Linked DNA regions of Homo sapiens: region 1 is linked to region 2. A link is a loop called in an ENCODE intact Hi-C map of the cell type or tissue named here. Cell type or tissue: Panc1. All regions are shown on one strand. Each heading gives the region's core, and the rest is flanking DNA. Links, peaks and the distances in the headings are about the cores only. Region 1 overlaps EPHA2 (EPH receptor A2). Region 2 has its middle 26 kb from the start of ARHGEF19.

What was found. A loop is a pair of places that touch in the nucleus more often than their neighbours do. Peaks named below come from ENCODE experiments on the same cell type or tissue, not always from the same donor. Only the 100,000 strongest peaks of a DNase experiment are listed, where the experiment ranks them.
Region 1: it touches region 2 in a loop (2.3-fold over the local background); 5 of 110 quality-filtered maps call a loop at or near these places.

The regions. Positions count from the first base shown.
Region 1 is chr1:16,117,884-16,129,160 of GRCh38, reverse strand. EPHA2 (EPH receptor A2) reads left to right here. Exons shown (of 17, transcript NM_004431.5): 17 at 3,841-4,824. The coding sequence ends at 3,946. Among named protein-coding and RNA genes, the nearest start is that of EPHA2-AS1, 32 kb to the left of the region's middle. RefSeq lists enhancers at 5,886-6,565, 8,500-9,056, 10,328-11,001. In Panc1, for the core only: no CTCF peak of the experiment used is centred there; no DNase peak of the experiment used is centred there; H3K27ac peaks cover 6,966 bases.
Region 2 is chr1:16,181,345-16,192,685 of GRCh38, reverse strand. No RefSeq gene overlaps it. Among named protein-coding and RNA genes, the nearest start is that of ARHGEF19, 26 kb to the left of the region's middle. RefSeq lists enhancers at 7,395-7,894, 7,895-8,396, 8,487-8,986, 9,814-10,794. In Panc1, for the core only: a CTCF peak has its summit at 4,752 (motif pointing right); a DNase peak (open chromatin) is centred at 4,765; H3K27ac peaks cover 6,204 bases.

The DNA of each region.
Region 1 (11,277 bases), core at 1-8,000, 62 kb after region 2:
GGCTATGTGCCGTCTCTGCTTGAGCACTTTGAATGAGAACCCAGCGGGGTGAGTCCTGTTAACAGGTGAGAAACAGGTGCAGGTGAGAAACAGATGCAGAGAAGTGCAGTGACCTGCCCAGGGTCCCACAGCCATGAGGGGGAGAGCAGGATTCCAGGCCCAGTCAGTCGGGATCCCAGAGCGCAGGGATCGGAGAGGTCATTGGTAGAGAAACAGGCTGAGATGTTACCGGCTTGCCTGAGGTCACACAGCCAGTTTGGGGCAGTCTTCTCCAAGATGCCCTGACTGCTGCCCAGGAGAGAGAACCCCTGGCCTACCCCGGGCACCTCTCTCCACTTGGTTGGCTCTCAGCCTGCAGTCCCACCTGGTGAGAAGTGCCACTTACTCTCTGCTGGCCCTGGGTTTGCCCCTTTGTCAAGCTGCCCCTTGGCAGCTCTTCTCCCCTTCCCAACTCCAGCATTGAGACTTTTCCCGGCATGGCCTTGGCACAGACACCTCCTCCTGTCCCAGGAAGGGGGAGACCCTATCCTCTTAGCCTTTTGTGCCTCTAAAAATAGTGGCCAGTTTCAACAACCCAGCTTGTGCATGGTCAAAGATCATGGCGGGAACAGACCGGGAGGCTGGGAGGTTTTGGGAACCGTATGGAGGGGATGACCTGGGCCTCCCATGGTTCTAGGTCACAGAAGTTCTGGGATTTGAGCCTGTTCATGAACATTCTCTAGGGCCTTTGGAAATTGCTCAGCTGGGCTCCCAACCTGCTGGCCAAGGCCATAGCCTCCCTCAGGGGACAGTCGGTGATGGGAAGCAGGCAGGAACAGAGCCGACCAGAGGGGAGGCGGGGACACGTAGGGAGGGGAGATGGATCACAGGATGTCTTTTGCTGCCCGCCAGCCCAGCAGGGCCACAGGCTTGGGCTCTGCACACATACCTGGGTTCAAGTCCCGCATCTGCCACTTCCTAGCGGGTGACCTTGATCAAGTTTGATGGGATTGCATGGGTGCAGCGCAGATGACACGACTGGTATACAGTGGGTGCTAAATCCTCATTGCTCTCCTCTTTTCCTCCACTCCCTTGCTTTCCTCCCCTAGCACTGTGCAAATGCCCCCTCCTTTTCTCCTTTTTCCTGGGAACATCCACCAGACCCTTTGCTCCTCCAGGGGCTCCCACCAAGGACAACACAGCCTCTCTTCTGGGGACCAGAGCTGAGGGCACGGAGAAGTGCTTATGGGAAACACATGTTCTTAGAAGCTTCCCTAAATAGCCCAGGGTGCTCCTCGCCAATTCCTTTCCCACGAGCAGGGACGGGGCAGTCTTGGATGGATGGAGGCTGTGTGTGTGTGCGCTGCAGTGCGCGTTGTTGTGAAAGGGCCTGGATAAAGGCAGGAAGTCATTCGGCGCCCCCCACCACCCACCACCCGCTCCTCCCACCAGCCACTGGTGCTCAGAGCTGGGGCCTGCATGCCTCCTCCTTCCCCTCTGCCTCTTTCCAAATAAATGGGGATCTCAAAGGACTTTTTAAAACCTGAAGCCTGGGTCTACACACGCCATGGGTCCCAACGGGAGACTTGGAGCTGGTAGCAGGGGAATGCGTGCCTTTCCCAATGGGATCAGGATTTAGGCTTCAGTGTCCCACCTCCTCCCCTTCTCAGCCTCCTGCCTTCTTGACTCCCTCCCAGGGGACCAGCTGCCTGGTCCCCTGGGGTCCCACAGCCACTGTCTCTTCTCCATTTGTGCTATTTTGGAGTCAGTTGGGTTTCTAGCTAGACTAGTGGTCCCAGATGTTTTGTGAGCAGCTGACGAAAGGCGTGGATGTTGCACCCCAGAAAAATAGCCCAACCCCAGGCTCTGTCTAGAGCTGGGACTACAGCATTTGCATCCTGTGTGGGGGTCGAGGGCACAGGCTGTAGATCTTAGGGTCTCCAGTGCCCTTGGCATAGGCTTGGCACTGAAGGAATGCTTGCTGAATGAATGAATGATCTGACACGTGAGGCTCCAGGAGCCATTTCTTACTCCCGTCTCCCTGCACCCAGGGCCAGAACACAGTAGGAGCTCACCGAGTATATGGCCTTGGAGTTTTCTACGCAGGGCCTCCAAAGCAAACTGTGCTCCCATCCTGTGAGATTAACCACTACCATTTGCAAGAGGGACCAGAGGTGGCCCAGCAACGGCCCAACCTCCGCTAAAGCATTCATTCGCTCATGCATTCATGCAGCAGACACTTCCTAGGGACCTACTATGTGCCAGGCCTATCCTGGACCCTGGGCAGGGGTGGGGGCGGGAGCAGGTGCTGTGGGGGTGATGGGCCCAGATGACAAGGTCTCAGCACTTGTCCTCCTGGAGCTTACAACCCACTGGTTTTTAAACCGGATGTCAGGTTTCTTCTGGGATTCAACCAAATGCAGACTCCTTGCCCCACCTGCGGAACTGCAAATCGAGTGAATCTGGGGTCAGGCCGGGGGTCCTGTCTCCTTCACCGTGGTCTGAGCGCTTTTCCAGGGACCACAATTTGAGACCTTCAAGTGTGTGGGAAACTGCTGCTTTTTCAGCACCTCCAACTGTATAGGTTAGAAACGTCCTGTGCAGGTAGCGTAGGAAGTTCTCCCAAATGTCCCAAATGTCTCGGCCTTCCTGCTGCTGTGGGAGCACCAGCCTCTGCGGGAGGTCCTGGAGTCCCCCCAACTCACCTGGGTCTGCCCTTCCCTGCTCTGCGCCTGTGCCGGGGCTCCCGGAGCCTGTGGGAAAGTCATGTCTGCAGAACTGCAACTAGGATCTTGCATCATATAATTAGCTCCCTTTACAGCCAAAAGTCGGCCCATAAAAACTTGGGTGTTTTCATGGGTTTGGGCTAGTGGGTGAGGACGGTGGAGGAGAAAACTCCCAAAGTGAGTAATAAATGCCCTCCTCACAGGTTCCTGGGAGCATAAGTGATTTCATGAGGGGACGGAGGGGCATGGAAGGGGGCCCCAGGAGAGCGTGTACCCTGTGGGGGTGGGAAAGCAGGGCTGTGGGCTCCTGGGCACATCTGTCCATCTGGTACTGATGCTGCCTTCCCCCTCGGCTGCTGGTTTTGAGGTCTCTCGCCCTCCAGATGGACAGTAGCTCCCATTTTACACGGGAGGAAACTGAGGTTTCCCCAAGGGAAGACATCTTCCTAGTCACTGGATCTGGTGACCCGCAAGCCTCACCCATGAAGACTCGCAAAGTTTAACCCTTCAAGTATTTCCCAAGTCCTTCCTTCATGATCAGCAGTGGGAACTTGGAAGGAGTGAGGGAGAAATGAGGCAGCAGGTGGGAAGAGACCTTGGGCAGAGAGGCTTTGAGCGACATCCCTAGAGAGTTCCTGGGAAGGAGGCCTGAGCTGGGGGCACTGGGAACAGACTAGGGGTGAGGGGAGGGAAGGCATTTGTTCATAGCTGGTTTGATTCCCAGCTCTTCCACCTCCTAGCTGTGTGACTTCAGGCAAGTCACTTTACCTCTCTGACCTCAGTTCTCTAATCTGCAAAATGGGGATGAAAAAGAGCACCTGCCTCACAGATAATTCAGAAGATTTGATTTATTTTTATTTTTTTAAAGCATCGTACAGAGTTGAGGCTTCTGTCGTTTTCCTAACTTTGTTGATGGTGGGCCACCTTGGCAAGCTTCTAGGCTGTGGCTCCTTCTCCCAGGCCTACCTAACCAGAGCTCTCTTGCCCTACAGGTCCCCAAGGCACCCTCTCCACCCTCCTCCTCTGCCTCCCTCCACTCCCCTCCCCAGCCGCCCACCGAGTCCTGTCCCCACCCAGCCCGGCCCCCTCCCCTGCTCCAGCCCCTAACTCTCCCTCTCTCCCTCCCGGCCCACAGCGACATCAAGAGGATTGGGGTGCGGCTGCCCGGCCACCAGAAGCGCATCGCCTACAGCCTGCTGGGACTCAAGGACCAGGTGAACACTGTGGGGATCCCCATCTGAGCCTCGACAGGGCCTGGAGCCCCATCGGCCAAGAATACTTGAAGAAACAGAGTGGCCTCCCTGCTGTGCCATGCTGGGCCACTGGGGACTTTATTTATTTCTAGTTCTTTCCTCCCCCTGCAACTTCCGCTGAGGGGTCTCGGATGACACCCTGGCCTGAACTGAGGAGATGACCAGGGATGCTGGGCTGGGCCCTCTTTCCCTGCGAGACGCACACAGCTGAGCACTTAGCAGGCACCGCCACGTCCCAGCATCCCTGGAGCAGGAGCCCCGCCACAGCCTTCGGACAGACATATGGGATATTCCCAAGCCGACCTTCCCTCCGCCTTCTCCCACATGAGGCCATCTCAGGAGATGGAGGGCTTGGCCCAGCGCCAAGTAAACAGGGTACCTCAAGCCCCATTTCCTCACACTAAGAGGGCAGACTGTGAACTTGACTGGGTGAGACCCAAAGCGGTCCCTGTCCCTCTAGTGCCTTCTTTAGACCCTCGGGCCCCATCCTCATCCCTGACTGGCCAAACCCTTGCTTTCCTGGGCCTTTGCAAGATGCTTGGTTGTGTTGAGGTTTTTAAATATATATTTTGTACTTTGTGGAGAGAATGTGTGTGTGTGGCAGGGGGCCCCGCCAGGGCTGGGGACAGAGGGTGTCAAACATTCGTGAGCTGGGGACTCAGGGACCGGTGCTGCAGGAGTGTCCTGCCCATGCCCCAGTCGGCCCCATCTCTCATCCTTTTGGATAAGTTTCTATTCTGTCAGTGTTAAAGATTTTGTTTTGTTGGACATTTTTTTCGAATCTTAATTTATTATTTTTTTTATATTTATTGTTAGAAAATGACTTATTTCTGCTCTGGAATAAAGTTGCAGATGATTCAAACCGATCTTGGCTTTCAGTCTTGGGAAAAGCAGTGGGGTCCCAGAGCTTCCTGGGTGGGAGTTGAGGGGCTGAGGGTTCCCCCCAAACCCCTAGTGTTTAAACAGAGATTCGTGCACAAGGCAGACACGTCACTTAACCCTGGGAGCAGGGGTGGGTGGGAGGTGGGCAGGGGGCCGGGAAGCAGGTTCTGCCGAGCCCGGCCTCCATGCCAGCAGGCCCCAATCACCTTTGATCTCCAGGCTGCTCAGAGTCTTCGGGAGGGCTGGGAGGTAGGAGAACAGCAAGAGCCGCCGTCAGCTTCCCTCCCACGGCTCCCCGGAGCTGTCGAAATAGATCCTTCAACCATCCATGTACAGCTCTGAGGTTTACACAAGCTTTTCACAGGTTTCGGCTTGTCGGAACCTCAACACTTTGTTATGAGTTTTGTGGGCGGCCCCATTTTACAGAAAAGGAAAACCAAGCTGGAGCCCAGCAACTGGGTTTGTTCAAGGCCACACAGCAAGTTAGGGGCAGAGGCCAGAATTGAAAGCAAGGTCAGAAATCTCAGTGGGATGCTTTTCTCATAGATGAGGAGATGGAGGCTCAGAGACATGCAGCGACTTGCCCAAAGTCACACAGCAGTCTCAAGAAAAGCCAGAGTTCTAATTTCTTTTTTTTTTCTTCTTTTTTTTGAGACGGAGTCTCACTCTGTCGCCAGGCTGGAGTGCAGTGGCACGATCTTGGCTCACTGCAACCTCTGCCTCCCGGGTTCAAGCGATTCTCCTGTCTCAGCCTCCCGAGTAGCTGGGACTATAGGCGCGCACCACCACACTCAGCTAATTTTTGTATTTTTAGTAGAGATGGGATTTCACCATGTTGGCCAAGATGGTGTTGATCACTTGACCTTGTGATCTGCCCACCTCTGCCTCCAAAAGTGCTGGGATTACAGGCGTGAGCCACTGCGCCCAGCACCAGAGTTCTAATTTCAAACCTGAGCCTTCTCCACTCTACCGGGTTGCAGCCCTGCATGTCAGAGGTCGTTCATAGTGGGGGTTAGGAAGGTGTCAAACACAGGTCACCAGGAACGTAACCAGGGAGCAGAGATGATCTGAGGCCCAGGAGGAAGACTTCCTGGAGGAGGTGGTCCCAGAGCTGAGACCTCAGGGACTACTAGGAATTAACCAGCGAAGCCAAGGGAGGGTGATGCAGAGTGAGGCGCGGGGGCGTGAAACCACATGGTTGTGCAAGGGAACCACAAGCAATTTGGTGTTATTAAGGCATGACGTGAGGTGCTGGAGAAGTCTCTAGGGCCTTGTAAAGCAGGCCCAGGAGTGGGGATTTCAAGTTGAGGGCAATAAGGAGTCATTGAAGGTTTCAAGCAGGGAGTGGCATGATTGTTGTCACTGGTAGAGGCAGGTCTGCAACCCAGAGCTCCTGACTCAGCCTGGAGCTTTGGGGAGATACAGGAGAGGCGCTGGCAAAAGTCGAGAGGGTGTTCGGCCTGCCCTGGGGTCTCAAAGCTGGCATGCTCTGCCCTGGCCCCTGCTGCTGCAGGAGAGCTGCCACCCTCTGGGTCCTGGCCCACTGGGCATCCATGAGACACCTGACTGTGTCAGGTGCGGCTGGGGTTGGTGAGCTATGGGAGTGCAGGGAGCACCTGGCTGGGCCTTCCTCCCATTAGTGTTGGGCCACCTGAGTGTGCTGGGCATGATGGCTGAGTCAGGCCTTCCTGGTGCCTGACCCTGGCCTGGCCTGACCCAGGTGGCCACTGTAGCTCTGTGGCTGGGCTATGGCTACTGTTGCTACCACTGACAAAGCTGTTGGCCCAGCAGGGAATAAGCCTGCAGCTTGCAAATCCACAAAAATCTGGGCTATGAGGGCACATCAAGACCAGGCCTGAGTCCCATTCCCAAAGCAACTCAGCCATGGCCCTGCTGATGAGCAGGAATGAACTCAGGAAGTGGCTCAGCATGGGGGGAGGTGGCCTCGTGTGCTCTCTCCCTTGAAGTCCTGGACATAAGACCCTTCCAAGGGCATGTGAGAACCCATAAACCTGTGGGCCACGGACAGGTCCGATGCTCAAAACCCAGTGAGCAGCTGTCTGCAGTCTCCAATGGACCCTGCAATTGGCAGGAGGGGAAACTTTATTTTTAAATTAAAGCAAATCCAGATCTGTCTCCTAGAGGGCCTAGATGCAGGAACACCCCTGTAGCAATAAGAACACCCAGCCCGCACATCTTGCTTCCTAAAAACCATTCTCCAATGAAAGGGACCAGGGCTCCTTAGAGAAATGGCTGATTCTGGGGCTGAAGCAGGGAAAATACAAGATGAGCTGGGAGCATCTTGGAGTATCAGAGAGTAAAGAAGTGCTCAAAAATAAACAGGTGGGGCTGTGCCAGAGACACACAGGAGCCAGCCCTAAAGAACTCCCAGGGCCTAAACCTAGAACAAGCTGAGCAACAAAACGATGAGGTATTAGATTAAATCCAAAGTCAAAAATAAATATTCACGAGTCTATACTGAGATAAATAAATGATTAAAGGCTGGGTGCAGTAGCTCACGCCTGTAATCCCAAAACTTTGAGAGGCCGAGGTGGGTGGATCGCTTGAGCTCAGGAGTTTGAGATCAGCCTGGCCAAGATGGCGAAACCCCGTCTCTATCAAAAATACAAAAAATTAACCAGGCATGGTGGCACGTGCCTATGGTCCCAGCTACTCAGGAGGATGAAACGGGAGGATCGCCTGAGCCTGGGAGGTGGAGGTTGCAGTGAGCCGAGATTGTGCCACTGCACTTCAGCCTGGGCAACAGAGTGAGACCTCATCTCAAAAAATAAAAAAAAAAAAATGCTTGAATAAATAAATAAGTGGAGGGAGCCTAGACAAATCTTCCTTACAGATGAATTTCAAAGGGGTGGATTCTTTTCCCTCTAGTGGGTAAAGCTTACTTCCCCACTGCCTGGACTGCGGACTGGACACCCTTCCAAAGAAAGGCAGTAGGGAGGTATAGAAAGGGTTAAAAAAAATAAGAAAGAAAACAAAAAGTAACTTTACAGTGGAGAAACCTGGCAAACACCACCGTAACCAAGTGATCAAAGTTAATATCATCAGAGAAAAAACAAACAAACCAACATTGAGCTTGAATTGAAGATCAGGTATCAGCAAACACTTACACAAGGCTTTCTGGGCACCACCCACTGTTCTAAGCACTTAGCCTGTGTTTACTTATTTCATTCTTCCAACAGTCCTTCAAGGTAGATGCTATTAATATCCCATTTTACAGATTTGAACACCGAGGGGAGGGAGGTTACATAACTGGCCAGAGCCGCCCTCTCCCCTCTCTGCCATCATGGACACTTCCCTAGATAAGGTCTGAGAAGCACTGGTTCTGGGGAAACTGAGGCAACATAACCTGCCCATGGTCTCCAAATGCCACCACATCCCACACCCCAGGTATCTAGATAGTTTGCTGCTCTGTCCCTTCTCTCAGTGGCCAGTTCCTGCTCTATGCCAGGCTGGGCACAAGGTCACAAAGATGGATAAGGGCCCTGTCTGCCCTCATGGGACTCAGTCTGGTGGGGGCAGCAATGGTAATAGAGTAGGACCCAGGCTAAGAAGGGGCAGAGCTGGGTGTTACAGGAGCCAGAGGTTGGGGCAGGGATGGGGGAGGGGCACTTGACCCAGCCTAGAAAGTCCAGGCAGGCTGCTTGGAGGAGGAGCCATCCAAGCTGAGGTGGAGGTCAAGTGAGAGTCCACCAGGCGGAGGAAGAAGTGTCCCAGAAGAGCCTGGCTCTGACTCCAGACCTCTGTGGGTGGGGCTTGAGTCTCCCCTCCAACATCTGGGCCCCATTTGACCAAGACAAGATTCCTCCATCTGCTATGCCACCCTAACCCCTGGCTGTTGTGTCAGGAGCAGCTGTAGGACAGCAGCCCTGCCCTCATTCCCACCCCTAGCAGAACCTTCATCTCTGATTTTAGCCTTCTCTGCTGAGAAGTGGGCCTGCAGCCCTTTCTGGGTTCTGAGCTGCAGGGACCTTGGTGGGCCTTTGATGCATCCAGCAAAGCCCTGAAGGAGGTGAAGGCAGTGGTGACTGGGGCATTGGGTAGGGAGATGCCTGCTTTCTCTGCTGCTCCCAGTCTGCATGGCAAGTTAAAATCGTGTCGCCAGGCACCAGCCCGAGATTTCCTAATTAATTAGCAAATTCTGGAGGGACAGGCAAGCTCTCTGCTCGCCTCCCCATTCACACCCCCTCAGCTCCAGCTGCAGCCCAGGGCCTGGGATGGGGCCTTGGGCACCATAGATGCTGCTAGAACAGGGGGCAAATGAATGTGTACGGGAAGTGCTTGAGTCCTTAGCTCCGGCCCTCTGTGCCTTTGCCCATTCTGTGCATCGCGCCTGCATCGTCCCTCCCCGGAACTATGTCTGGTACCCAGTAGGCCCTCAATAAACATTTGTTCAATAAACAAATGAACTGTGGGGGACAAGGACTGGGCTTTTGAGATCCAAGAGCCCTGTGGAGCTGGATATGGGTTTTGGGAATGTGGTGAGTGCTGTGCAATGGTCCTGGGCTCCCTCTGGCTGGCCGGGAGGGACCACAAAAGCTGGTAAGGAGAAGCAGTTGAATGTTTCTGAACACCTACCATTGTAGGTGGTGGGCGTTCCTCTAGCATTGCCTGTTCCTAGAGGAGTTGCTAATTAATTAGGAAATCTAAGGCTGGTGCCTGGCGACACGGTTTTAACTTGCCACGGTGCCAGTGAGTGTGCCATGCCAGTGATCATGCCCAGCCCAAGACCCACACCGTCTTATGCAAGGGTCACAATGACCCTGAGGGGCATACATTTATCCCCATTTTGGGGACCCTGGGGCTCAGCGAGGTTACAGTAATCAGACCAAGTTCCCACAGCTAGGAGGTGACAAAGCGGCATAGGAGACAAGAGTCAGCTCATCCCACTGCCTGCTGCTCGGTGACATTTGGGGACCTTGGGGTTCTTTTCAGGAAACGGCAGGAAGACCCTTGGACTGGGAAGGGAAGACAGAGGTTCTGTTGGGCGCCTACTATTGACTTGGCTGTGGACTCCTGGGCATGTCCCTTGTGTCACGGGGGCTCAGTTTGTCCGTCTGTAGTGAGGAAGGCTCCAGGAAGTCTGTCCTGGCTGAGATGAGGGGCCCCTGCCCCCACCACAGAGTTGCCCCCTCCCCACTCCTGGCACCCTCTCCCCAGGCAGCCCTGGGCAGCCCCAGGTAGCCCGGCCAGCAGGCCCCACTCCAGCCCTCTGGGTCTGGCTTTCCAGTCCAAACCGTCAGCCAGTCTCTGTCGGCAGAACCAGACCCAGTTTCTGGGAAGCTGCAGCCACATCCCACCCCTGCCTGGGGTGGGGGCCCCCTTTCTCCTGCTGGGCCCGGGCCCCATTTCAGCAGCCTCATCACATTCCCCACGGCCTCAGCAGCCTGATGGATGGATGGATGCAGCTTCCACACTGGGCTGGCAGAGCAGGCGGCTGCATGATCAGGTCTCCTGCTGGGCGGAGGGGCCTTTCCCCCAGGACCAGGCCTCATGGGCCCGGCCAACCAATCCCAGCATCTGGGCACAGGACACACTTCCCCAGACTCTGCACCCCTCCCCTGTACTCTAATGCGGTCTAGACTCCCGGACCTGCCCTCAGTTCCCCATGAGCCCTCGCCCACCCCCGCACACATCCCTCCCTATTTCTGTCTGTGGAAAATACACCCACCCTTCCAGGCTCAAATCAAATCACCCATTTTCCAAGAGACCTTTGCAGGCCAGGTGTGGTGGGTTACGTCTGTAATCCCAGCACTTTGGGAGGCCGAGGTGGGTGGATCTTCTGAGGTGGGGAGTTCGAGACCAGCCTGGCCAACATGGTGAAACATTGTCTCCACTAAAAATACAAAAGTTAGCTGGGCGTGGAGGCGCATGCCTGTAATTGTAGCTACTCAGGAGGCTGCGGTAGGAGAATCGGAGAATCGCTTGAACCCAGGAGGTGGAGGTTACAGTGAGCCAAGATCATGTCACTGCACTCCAGCCTGGGCAACAAGAGCGAGTCTCCATTTCAAAAAAAAGAGAGAGAGACTTTTGCAGAGCCCGCTCTGCTGCCAGGCAATGGGGACACATTAACCCTGCCTCCCTCAGGCTCCTATCGTGGCCGGCTGTGGATCACAGAGGGCTTGAATGACACTCAGGTGTGTCTGTCTGGCCCTCTCCTCTGAGCTTGTGTGTGTGTGTGTGTGTGTGTGTGCACGCGTATGTAATAAAATGCCAATAGCTAATAATTATTAAGCGCATTGCATGTGCTGCCACTGTTCAAAGTGTTTCCCAAGGATTAACTCATTTAATCCTCCCAAAAACTCTGTGACCTAGTCCTACTACTGCCCCATAAGCTGGGGGCCATATCTCCCGTCTGTCCAGGACAGTCCTGGCTTTGGCCTGTTGTCCTGGTATAATTGGTTGTAATAGCTCCCCCT
Region 2 (11,341 bases), core at 1,745-9,744:
GTCTCTATGTATACACATATATAAATATATGTATATATAAATACACATGTATACATAAATACACATGTATACATATATGTTAATATATAATATATACTTACATATATAATGTATGTATACATATATAATATATACGTGTGTGTATATACGCACCATGTGATTTTTAGGCAAGACACCAACTCTCTTTACAGCCTCTTTAAGGCTCCAAGCCCCATCTGCAAAATGGGGACGGTGATAACGTTTCCTGCCTCATGGAGCCACCATGAAATGAAGTATGTAAGTGGTTGACACAGTGTCTGGCCCATAATTAGTCAAGAGAAGTGGTGGCTTTTATTGTGTCAGAGCTGCACAGCCAGAGCATGGGGGCCCTTGCGAGGTGGGGAGGCCCCCGTCCCCTGAGGATTGAAGGAACTCAGGCAGTCTGGGAATGGGATTCCTGTACTGAGTAGAGACCAAGGGGCCTGTGTGTTTCTTCCAGTGCTGAGTCTGCCTGAAGAGCGCCCAACTTGGCAGCAGCTTGGCAGAGCAGAGGAAACAGGCTCTCCTGCATTCAGCCTGCCCTGGCACATCTGGAATCTGGCTGACACCTGAGTCTGGGTTAGACTGCTGGGGGCCAGGGGGCTGGCTTTGGGGCTGTGCTTCAGGCAAGGAGGCCAGGGCTGCTCACCTGGCCCACTTCCCTCATTCCTCACCTGCTCCCTGCCCACCTGCCCAGGGGGTAGATCTGGGCCAGGCATCTCAGGGGAGCCCCTCTCTCAGTGGTGCCTGCCTCTGCCCATCATGCCCTGCCCTGGTAGGGCTTTGGCCAAGGACCCAGGGCCCTGCTCCTGCTTGCCGCAGAAGGAGGAGGAAGCTGGGGGGTGGTATCTGCAGGACAGGACCTGGAGATGGCGTCTGGGGTGGGAGTTTTGGCCCCTGAGGCTGTCTGCCCAGCCAGTCTCCAGTCCTTCAGGAGCTCCTCCCCACCCAGTGCCCATGCCCTTCTCTGCAGCGATCCTGCTCTGCAGAGACTGTAGGGACCCTGCTACCCCTCCTCATTCCTCCTGGTCCCCAAACTCTGAGCCTATTGTTTAGAAGATTTTGTCCTGAAATGAAACTGTTGAGAAAGAAACTTATTTGATTGTTCATTTTCAGGGCACACTGAGGTTTCATAAGAACCAGTGAGCCCTGGCTTCAGCCCAGCAGGCACTTCAGCTCTGGGGCAGACAGTGTGGCTTGCTTCTTTGTTGATGTCCTCCCTCCCTCCCTCCCTCCCTCCATCCCTCCCTTCCTTTCTTCTTTCCTTCCTTCCTTTCTTCCTTCCTTCCTTTCTTCCTTCTTCCTTCCTTCATTTCTTCCTTCCTTCTCCTTCCTTCTCCTTCCTCCCTCCCTCCCTCCCTTCCTTCCCTTCTTTTTTCTTGCTCTGTCGCCCAGGCTGGAACGCAGTGGCACGATCTCAGTTCACTGCAACCTCCACCTCCTGGGTTCAAGTGATTCTTGTCCTAGCCTACCGAGTAGCTGGGACTACAGGCGTACACTACTACGCCCAGCTCTCTTTCCATCTTTCCAATCCCCTTCATTCTCCTCTCTGATTGTGTCACCTATGGACCAAAGGACATCAGCAGCATCCCCATCCTTGGTGACACTCCCTAATGGTGAGACAGACAAGTAAACAGGTGAAGTGCAGGGCCCCACACAGAGTGTTGTCAGGATGTGGGGCAGCAGGAATTCTACACTGTTGGTGGGGTGTGAATTGGCACAGCTACTTTGGAAAACAGCTTGGCTGCATCTGCAAAAGCTGAACTTGCCTATGCTATGACCCAGACATTCCACTGCTTTCTTTGGGTATACACCCAACAGAAATGGGTACATATGTGCCCAAAAAGACCTGAATTAGCATGTTTTTAGCAGTATTATCCATTAATAGCCAAAATGCTAGAAACTACCCAAATGCTCATCAATAGTAAAATGAAAATCCTGGTATATTCACACAGTGGAACACTACACAGTCACGAGACTAAACTGTCTACAACTACAAGTACTGTCTGTGTCTGCATAGGCGAATCTAGACTGAACGTGAGAGAAGCCAGACGCCAAAAAAAAAAAAAAACAACAACAAAACAAATTAGTTGATTTGCATAAAGTACAAAACCAGGCAGACTAATTGATGGATCGAGGTCAGGGTGGGGAGCGCCTGCAGCTGAAGTAGTGACTGCTTAGGGAGGGACTGCTGATGTTGCTTCCACAGGGCTGTGCACTTTGGGACCAGTCCATCAGGCTGGGCGCCTAAGATCTGTGTGCTTTTCTGCATGGGAGTTAAATTTCAGCTGAAAGCTTACACAGTGCAAACTGTGGGGCTGTGGGGGCACAAATAAGGGAGCAGCCTGTCCTCACTGGCAGTCAGGGTGGGCTTCCTGGAGGTGGTGCCACTGAAGCTGCATCCTGAGAGCTGAAATGGAGGTGACAGGAGGGGGACAGTGCAGAGCCGAGTGGCCACTCTGGGATTCCTTGTTGATCCATGTGGTGACCTGTTTTCTGTTGTCTCCCCCACTGGACCGTGAAATCCATGAAGAAAGGGCCTCTGGCTGTCTTCCCAGTGCTGTGGCCTCATTGCCAACTGCCATGCCTGGAACCCAGGAGCAGCTCAGTGAATATTTGTTGCTGGGTCTGAGCCCGGCTCTGCATGAACCCTGAGCCCGAGCTCATAATTGCCCCTCAGACCCGCTCTGCTTCCAAGTCCCACCCCAGCTCTCTTCCCTCATTTGAGCTACTTGGTGCCAGTATGGTGGGGTGGAGGGTCTGGATGCCCTCGGGCTGTGGGCGGGGCTGCCCCATCTGGGCTGAGACTGCCCTGGACACCAGGAGACCCACTGGGCCGCTCTTTTTTTTTTTTTTTTTAGATGAAGTCTCACTCTGTCGCCCAGACTAGAGTGCAGTGGCACCATTCTGGGTCACTGCAACCTCTGCCTCCTGGGTTCAAGCGATTCTCCTGCCTCAGCCTCCTGAGTAGCTGGGATTACAGGCGCCCACCACAGCGCCCAGCTAAGTTTTATATTTTTAGTAGACACGGAGTTTCACCATGTTGGTCAGGCTGGTCTCGAACTTCTGACCTCAAGTGATCTGCCCCCCTCAGCCTCCCAGAGTGCTAAGATTACAGGTGTGAACCACTGCGCCTGGCCTCGCTTGGCCACTCTTGTCACCCTGACCGGGATTTGAACCTGGGTTTGCTCTCACTTCCTGTCCCCAAGTGTGCCTTCCCCTTCCCAGGATCCCACTCTCCCGGCGTTTGTCTCCCCCCAGATTGTATTTCTGATGCTACTGGGAGAAAGAACTAAAATAAATGGGCTGACGTTGTAGCAGGAGGGACTCTGGTGGGACTTAAGGCAGAGTTTGCCAACTGTGGGAACTGTCTCAGACACCTGGGCGAGTGGAGGGAGTGAAGCTGGGGAATTTCTTCCCCTGAGCAGCGTGAAGAACAGGATGAACAGTCATCTGCTTGGGTGGGGCACAGCGGGGTGGAGAGGATGACCTTTGGAAGCCACTCTCAAGCTCTTGGCTCATGAGCTGCCCTGAGGGTTGGGAGCTGGTCAGGAAGGAGGAAGGGGTAAGCTATTGGGTCTAGCGTTTCGGCTGCTGGAAGGGTGTGGGAGGAGAAGAGGGGCACTGAAGGAGGCAGAAACCAGGCCTGCTTTACTTAAATGAGGCAATAGGATTTGGGGGATTGGAAGGTTCCTTAGAGTTTCCAAAGCAGGGTGTGGGAAAGTCCAGCACCGGGTTTGGAGGCAGGTGGACCTGGCTTGAGTCTTGCTTTAACTTATAAGCCACGATGCTCTAGGCAAGCTGCTTCCCCTCTCTGAGCCTCAGTTTCCTCATCTGGTAAACGGGCATGATAATGCAGCTACAAGAAGGTGATGCCTTGGAAAAGGACTTCGAAAAAGCCCTATGCAAAGGGGAGTTGATCTCCCAGGACAGACTGGCCAAGGATTAGTATATAACGACAGCCATGTTATTCTCTCCAACCCAAGTGCCAGGTGTTAGGTCTTTTAATAGCCACCTAAATTCCAGAAGGGTATATTTTGGAGGCCAATTTAGTTCAATAGATGGTTTGTTGTTGTTGTTGTTGTTTGTTTTGTTTTTGACAGAGTCTCATTCTGTCGCCCAGGCTGGAGTGCAGTGGTGTGATCTAGGCTCACTGCAATCTCCACCTCCTGGGTTCAAGCGATTCTCAAGTCTCGGCCTCCTGAGTAGCTGGAATTACAGGCATGTGCCAACATGCTTGGCTATTTTTTGTATTTTTAGTGGAGGTGGGGTTTCACCATTTGCCCGGGCTGGTCTCAAACTCCTGAGCTCAAGCAGTCCTCCTACCTCGGCCTCCCAAAGTGCTGGTGTTACAGGCATGAGTCACCACGCCCGGCCAGGTGTTAGGTCTTTTAATCCTTATAACAACCCTATTTTTGTCACCCCGTTCCACAGATGAGGAGTCTGAGGCTCAAGGAAGTGACATGACTTGCCCAAGGTCACATAATCAGTTGGAACTTGACTAGGGACTTACATTCCCATCTGATTTCAGTCCAGAACCCTGCACTCTGTTTGGTGCAGCCTATGATTGACGGAGAAGGTACTTGGCAAACCATAAAGCAATGAATATCATCATCATCGTCATCGCCATCATCGTCATCATCATGAGTAGCAGCAACAGCATTTTATTTTTTTAGGGCAATTGCGGTTCTACAACGGCAGTAATGGGAGCAGCATCCTTCCCAGCCCAGCCACCAGAGGGCGGCAGAGCCCAGGGCTGGGATAGCGGGGTCCTCCGAGCGCAGCCTGCTCATTGCCCACATTCCTGTGGGTTGAGTCCTCCTGAGGCTTGGCTGTGTCTGTGGGGCAGGGGTAGGGAGTAGGGGCAGGGGCAGTGGGCTGGGTAGAGGGAAGGGAGGGCATAGAGCCCTGGAGACAGGAGCACATGGCCAGTCCTGGCCTCAGCTGTGAGGGTTCCTAAGTCTGAAACATGCTCAGAGGCTCCAGAGACCACCCCCTTGGTCCTATGATGTCCCAGTCCTTCATGTCAAGTTCTTCTTCTTCTTTTTATTTTTCTTATATAAAAATATGAATCACAGAAATAGTTAGTGGTTGTATTTACAATTTGAACTTCATTATCACATGGCACAGTAACTCACATAATGTATCCATTCTTTATATTGGTGTAATTTTTTTTATACTTTAATTTCTGGGATACATGTGTTGAACATGGAGGTTTGTTACATAGGTATACACGTGCCATGGTGGTTTGCTGCACCCATCAACCCGCTATTTACATTAGGTATTTCTCCTAATGCTATCCCTTCCCTAGCCCCCCATGCCTCCCTTTTTTTTTTTTTTTTTTTAAGAGTCTCGCTCTGTCACCCAGGCTGGAGTGCAGTGGCACAATCTCAGCTCACTGCAACTTCCGCCTCCCAGGCTCAAGCGATTCTCTTTCCTCAGCCTCCTGAGTAGCTGGGATTACAGGCATGCACCACCATGCCAGGCTAATTTTTGTATTTTTAGCAGAGATGGGTTTTTGCCATGTTGGCCAGGCTGGTCTCGTACTCCTGACCTCAGGTGATCTACCCACCTCGGCATTCCAAAGTGCTGGGATTACAGGCGTGAGCCACTGCCCCGGATATGCCAAGTTCTTGACTGAATAAGGGGACAATAAAAATCACCGCCACTGTGCACTGAGTGTTGTTTACCACTCCATTGGCACCAATTATGCCCTTTAATCCTTGTAACTCTGCTAGGAGCAGGTTCTGTTCAACTCAGCCAAACTTTACTAAGAAGGAAAGGGAAGCTCAGAGAGGAGAAGTGACTTGCCTGAAGTCACACAGCAAGTAAAAGGCAGAGCTTCTTTGAAACCAGACCCACCAGACCTAGGCCTACTCCCCGAAGCCCTTGACTATCACAACTTCCCCGACCCTAGCTCTGCAGCGATTCCAGCTCAAAGTGTAAGCATGTTCCCCAGCCCCCAGGATTCTCACAACAGCTTGAGAGGCTGGAAGTGAAGACACGGAGGATGTGCCAGTGCTGTACCCGAGCCCACTCAGACGGGCTCTCAGGAGGAGCTCTGCCCAGGCCGGGCACAGTGGCTCACACCTGTCATCCCAGCACTTTGGGAGGCTGAGGCAGAAGGATCACTTGAGCTCAGGAGTTTGAGACTAGCCTGGGCAACATAGTGAGACATCATCTCTAAAAAAATTTTTTTTGACAGGGTATGGTGGCTCATGCCTGTAATCCCAGCACTTTGGCAGGCCGAGGCGGGCAGATCATGAGGTCAGGAGATCAAGACCATCCTGGCTAACAAGGTGAAACTCTGTCTCTACTAAAAATACAAAAAGTTAGCTGGGCGTGGTGGTGGGCGCCTGTAGTCCCAGCTACTCAGGAGGCTGAGGTGGGAGAACGGCGTGAACCCAGGAGGTGGAGCTTGCAGTGAGCCGAGATCGCGCCATTGCCCCCCAGCCTGGGCGACAGAGCGAGACTCTGTCTCAAAAAAAAAAATTTTTTTTTAATTAGCCAGGTGTGGTGGTGAGTGCCTGTATCCTAGCTACTCAGGAGGCTGAGGTGGGAGGATCACTTGAGCTTGGGAGGTAGAGGCTGCAGTGAGCCATGATCACTCCACTGTACTCCAGCCTGAGTGACAGAGTGAGACCCTATCTCAAAAGAAAAAGAAAAAGAGGCCAGGCACGGTGGCTCACACCTGTAATCCCAGCACTTTGGGAGGCAAAGGCAGGGGGATCATAAGGTCAGGAGTTCGAGACCAGCCACAGTCAACATGGCGAAACCCCATCTCTACTAAAAATACAAAAAAATTGGCCAGGCACGGTGGCTCACGCCTGTAATCCCAGCACTTTGGGAGGCCGAGGCAGGTGGATCACGAGGTCAGGAGATTGAGACCACAGTGAAACCCCGTCTCTACTAAAAATACAAAAACTTAGCCGGGCGTGGTGGCGGGCGCCTGTAGTCCCAGCTACTTGGGAGGCTGAGGCAGGAAAATGGCGTGAACCCGGGAGGCGGAGCTTGCAGTGAGCTGAGATCGCGCCACTGCACTCCAGCCTCAGTGACAGAGCAAGACTCCGTCTCAAAAAAAAAAAAAAAAAAAATATTAGCCAGGCGTGGTGGTGGGGCACTGGTAATCCCAGCTACTTGGGAGGCCGAGGTAAGAGAATCGCTTGAACCTGGGAGTCGAAGGTTGCAGCAAGCTGAGATCGTGCCACTGCACTCCAGTCTGGGCGACAGTGCAGGAGTTTGTCTCAAAAAAAAAAAAAAAGAAAAAAAGAAAAAAAAAGAAAAAGACTAGTTCTTCCCAGCATTGCACTAGGAAATTCAGGCTGGGTGCTGGAAGCGGCCATGGTGACAGTGAATATTGCACCTGGAAATCAGCTCCCGCACCCCTGCCCTGGAGTCCGCTGAGGCCTGGATTGGGAAGAGATAGGACCGAGAGGCCCAGGGGCCCTCCCTGCTTCCCCACCAGGCTTCAGCCCCTCAGCCAGGCCCTGCTGATGCCTCTGCTCTCCCTTGCCTGGGTGTGGTGTGTGGTGATGAAATTGGTGGAGGCTGAGCCCCAGATCCTATTATCCCCTCCAGGGTGTGACAAGTGTCTGTGACTGGCCCTGCTGGGACCTCCCCCAACTGGATCCTGAAGACAGGGGGTGCTCCTGAACCCATTCCGTATTCTTGACCCCCCTCTGGGCAGCGGGATCCTTCAGACCAGATTCCATGGAGGCCCTAAGCTGTGCCCCGTGGCAGAGTGGCCCTGATACCTCCCAAAGAAGAGTGACAGCAAGTGGTGTCACATAGACCTGCCTCAATGCTCGTCTACACCTGCCCCTTCAGGGTGGGGCAAAACAAGGCTCTGCAGACAGCAAGTGGGGACATGCCCTGAGAGGCTGTGCTGCTTGGCTGAGGTGGTGGCTGGCAGCACTGGTCATGCAGAGCCTTGGTGGCACCATGGACTCAGCCCACAGCTGGCTCGGACTCCTGGATCCGGTGGCTTCTGGGGTCTGGGCAGGTGGTGGGAGGTTCGGGGGGCACCTGGAGCTAAGTACCTGTACACTGGCTGTGGGGAGCTGCAGGGCAGGACAGGGTTCCCACACACCCTTTTCCCAAACAGGTGCCTCCCTCCGACACCCACACTGCGTCTACTGTTTTCCAGGAAAAGGCCGATGCACTCGTTGAGTCAGCAGATCGAGGCTGCTGTCACCCTGGCAGCTCCACAGGGTGAGCCTGTTGCTCGCAGGGCCCAGCAGGGCCTGCCCAGGAGTCCCAGAGCTGGCCGGGCTCCCGTTACCTGCCCTGTACCATTGTTCCTGCCTGGCGCTTGGCTCTGCCTCTCTGGCTGTCCTCTCCTTCTCCACCCTCTGGCCTAAACATTACCTTATGCCCAAACCCAGCCTCTCTCCAGTTCCACAAATGTCAAACTGGCTCATCCCTGGGGGTAGGAATCAGCAAGAGAAGACCTGGATTGGAATTCCAGGACCACACTGACTGGCTGTGTGGCCTTGGGCAAGTTCCTTTACCTCTCTGAGCCTCCGTTTCTTCATCAATGAGAGGCAAGTTGTCCTCCCACCATGTCATGCTGTTGAAAGGAATCAAGTGCCCAGCGCAGTGCCCGGCCTGCAGGACGTGCTCAAGAAATGGCTTTTGCAGAACACGACAGAGTCTTCCCCAGCGGGACCTGTTCTCCCAGGGCCTGTGGGGAAGGAAATGGCGGGATCTTCTGCTCAGCCATCTTACATTAATCAGCATGCAGTCATCATGTTCACACCAGCTCTAATTGTTAGCTGCTGAAATGGGCTCGAGCTTTGGGGCTCTCACCTCAGCCAGCCCGGGGCTCCAGGCTTGGGCGGAGCTGGTGCATGGAGCAGGTCTGGGGCTCCTGGCATGAATGAAGCCTGAAATGTGGACAGGTGCAGTCGGGATGTGGGAGAACCCAGCCTTGGGCAAGTCCCTTTACCTTTACTCAAAGAGGGGAGTGGGTGAGGCTGCCCGGGGTGGGGGGCACTGGCCGGGCACCTGCAGGTGGGGAGGCCTGGCCATCTCTGGAGCAGCTCCGGTGATGAACTCTGGTCAAAGAACTCGTCCTAGAGGGTTTGTCCCACACCTGCTTCTGGTCTTAGCACGTGACCCCTGCTCCAGATAGGTCCTTCTTGTTTGTTTTGGGCTTGAGAGGAATTAATGAAATTGTTAGGGTAATTGGCAGCACGGCGGGCACCATCCAAGACTGGCAAAGGGGGGCTGGGAGGACCGAGAGGAGAGAGCCGGGCACACGGGGATTGCTTAACAGATGACGGTGAAGAGGGAGGGGTGTGTAAGTGGCGGATGGCATGTAGGAGCGAATCAGTGAATGAACAGTGAGTGAGTGAGTGACTCAATGAACGCGTAAGCTGGAACCTCAGTAATAGCATTGGCCAACACTCATGTAGTTCTCACTACATGTGCAACGTCGTTCTAAGCACTTCACTTGTAAAACTCATTCAGTCCTCTCAAAAACCCTGTGAAGGAGGCACTATGATTACCTCTGTATTTTTTTTTTTTTTTTTTGAGTCTCACTCTGTTGCCCAGGCTGGAGTGCAGTGGCGAGATGTCAGCTCACTGCAACCTCCGCCTCCCGGGTTCAAGCAATTCTCGTGCCTTAGCCTCCCGAGTAGCTGGGATTACAGGTGCCTGCCCCCGACACCCGGCTGATTTTTGTGTTTTTAGTAGAGACAGGGTTTCACCATGTTGGGCAGGCTGGTCTTGAACTCCTGACCTCAAGTGATTCGTCTGCCTTGGCCTCCCAAAGTGCTGGGATTACAGGCGTGAGCCACCACGCCCGGCCGATGACTACACTTTACAGAGAAGGGACCAGAGGCACAGAGAGGTTAAGTAACTTGTCCAAAGTTACACAGCTGGGAAGTGACTGAGTTCAGACTAGAACCCCGGCAGGCTGGCTCCGTAGTCTCCAGGTACCAAGCACCTTCAGGATCATGAAGAGAGTTCAGAGCAGAGGGGATAGGAGGATGGACTCTTCTTTTGCAGTCTCGGCCTTGAGACTCCAGGCTTCATGTCATTCAGTCTGTCATTCATTCATGCTGCATAGTCGCTGGTCAGCCGCTTACTCACTCATGCACTCACTGAGCGCCGGCTCTGGGAGTGTGAAGGGGGGAGACTTGTAAGATTCTGTCCTCCCCGGTCCTAGTTTACCTTTCAGGGCTCAGTTCAATGCCACCTCCTCCAGGAAGGCCACAGGGCTCTAGGCTTCCCCTGATCTCCCCAGCTAGGCAGTGCTTATATTCTCAGTTTTTGGAATACCATGGGTGCTCAATAAATGCTTGAGGCGGCATCCTGTTGCTGCTGAGCCTTCTCCTGGGGTCTCGTGGCTTTCCCAGCTCTTTGTCCCTTCCTGTCCTCACCCCAGCCAGGATGCTCCCGTATCTGGACAGAGCCTGGATCCCCCCACACCTCCCATGACCTTCCCATCCCACCAGCGGAGTGGAAACTCCCCGAGCACTGGGTCCAGCCGGGGGCCATGGTCAGCAGCACTGGGATTCACCCCTGCCCTGAAAGGGAGGGACCTGGGCCCGCCCGGGCTCAGCAGCCAACAGCAGCCTCTTCCTTCCCTGGCGAAGTGTTTGTTTTCAAATTCCTGAGGCCTGTGTCACCCCCAACCCTGTGTCCGCTGGCCCAGGCTGCCTCTGCTTCCTTCCTCCCCTTGCCGGACCAGGCTGATCTGTGGGGTGGGGTGCTGGGCCAAGCCTCTCCCTCCCATTGCCCACCAGCTAGGGCCAGAGCCTCGAGCTGGCTGACTGGAGAGCTCCAGAGGTTGGTAGGACATGGGATAAGGGAACTCAGGACCCCTCATCCCAGCCCCTCTGGATAGAGCAGGGAAATTCCAAGTCTTTTTGCTCTTCAGGGAACAGTGCAGGCTGGCAAAGAATCATGGGCTGGTAGCCGGAAGTAGCTATCTTCATCCCAGCTATCTTCTGGGTTAGCTGGGATGGGGAAGTTCTGAGCAGGGCACATGCCCCTAAGCAGGCCTGGTCTGGGCCCAGAAGGCCTGGTGCAGGTCAGACTTCATTCAAGCTCTCTTCCTGGCCGGGAGTCTTTTTTTTTTTTTGAGACGGAGTCCCGCTCTGTTGCCCAGGATGCAGTGCAGCGGCGCGATCTCGGCTCACTGCAACCTCCACCTCCTGGGATTACAGGCGCCCACCACCACACCTAGCTAATTTTTGTATTTTTAGTAGAGACGGGGTTTCACTCTGTAGGCCCGGCTGGTCTCGAACTCCTGACCTCAAGTGATCTGCCCGCCTTGGCCTCCCAAAAGAGCTGGGATTACAGGCATAAGACTTTG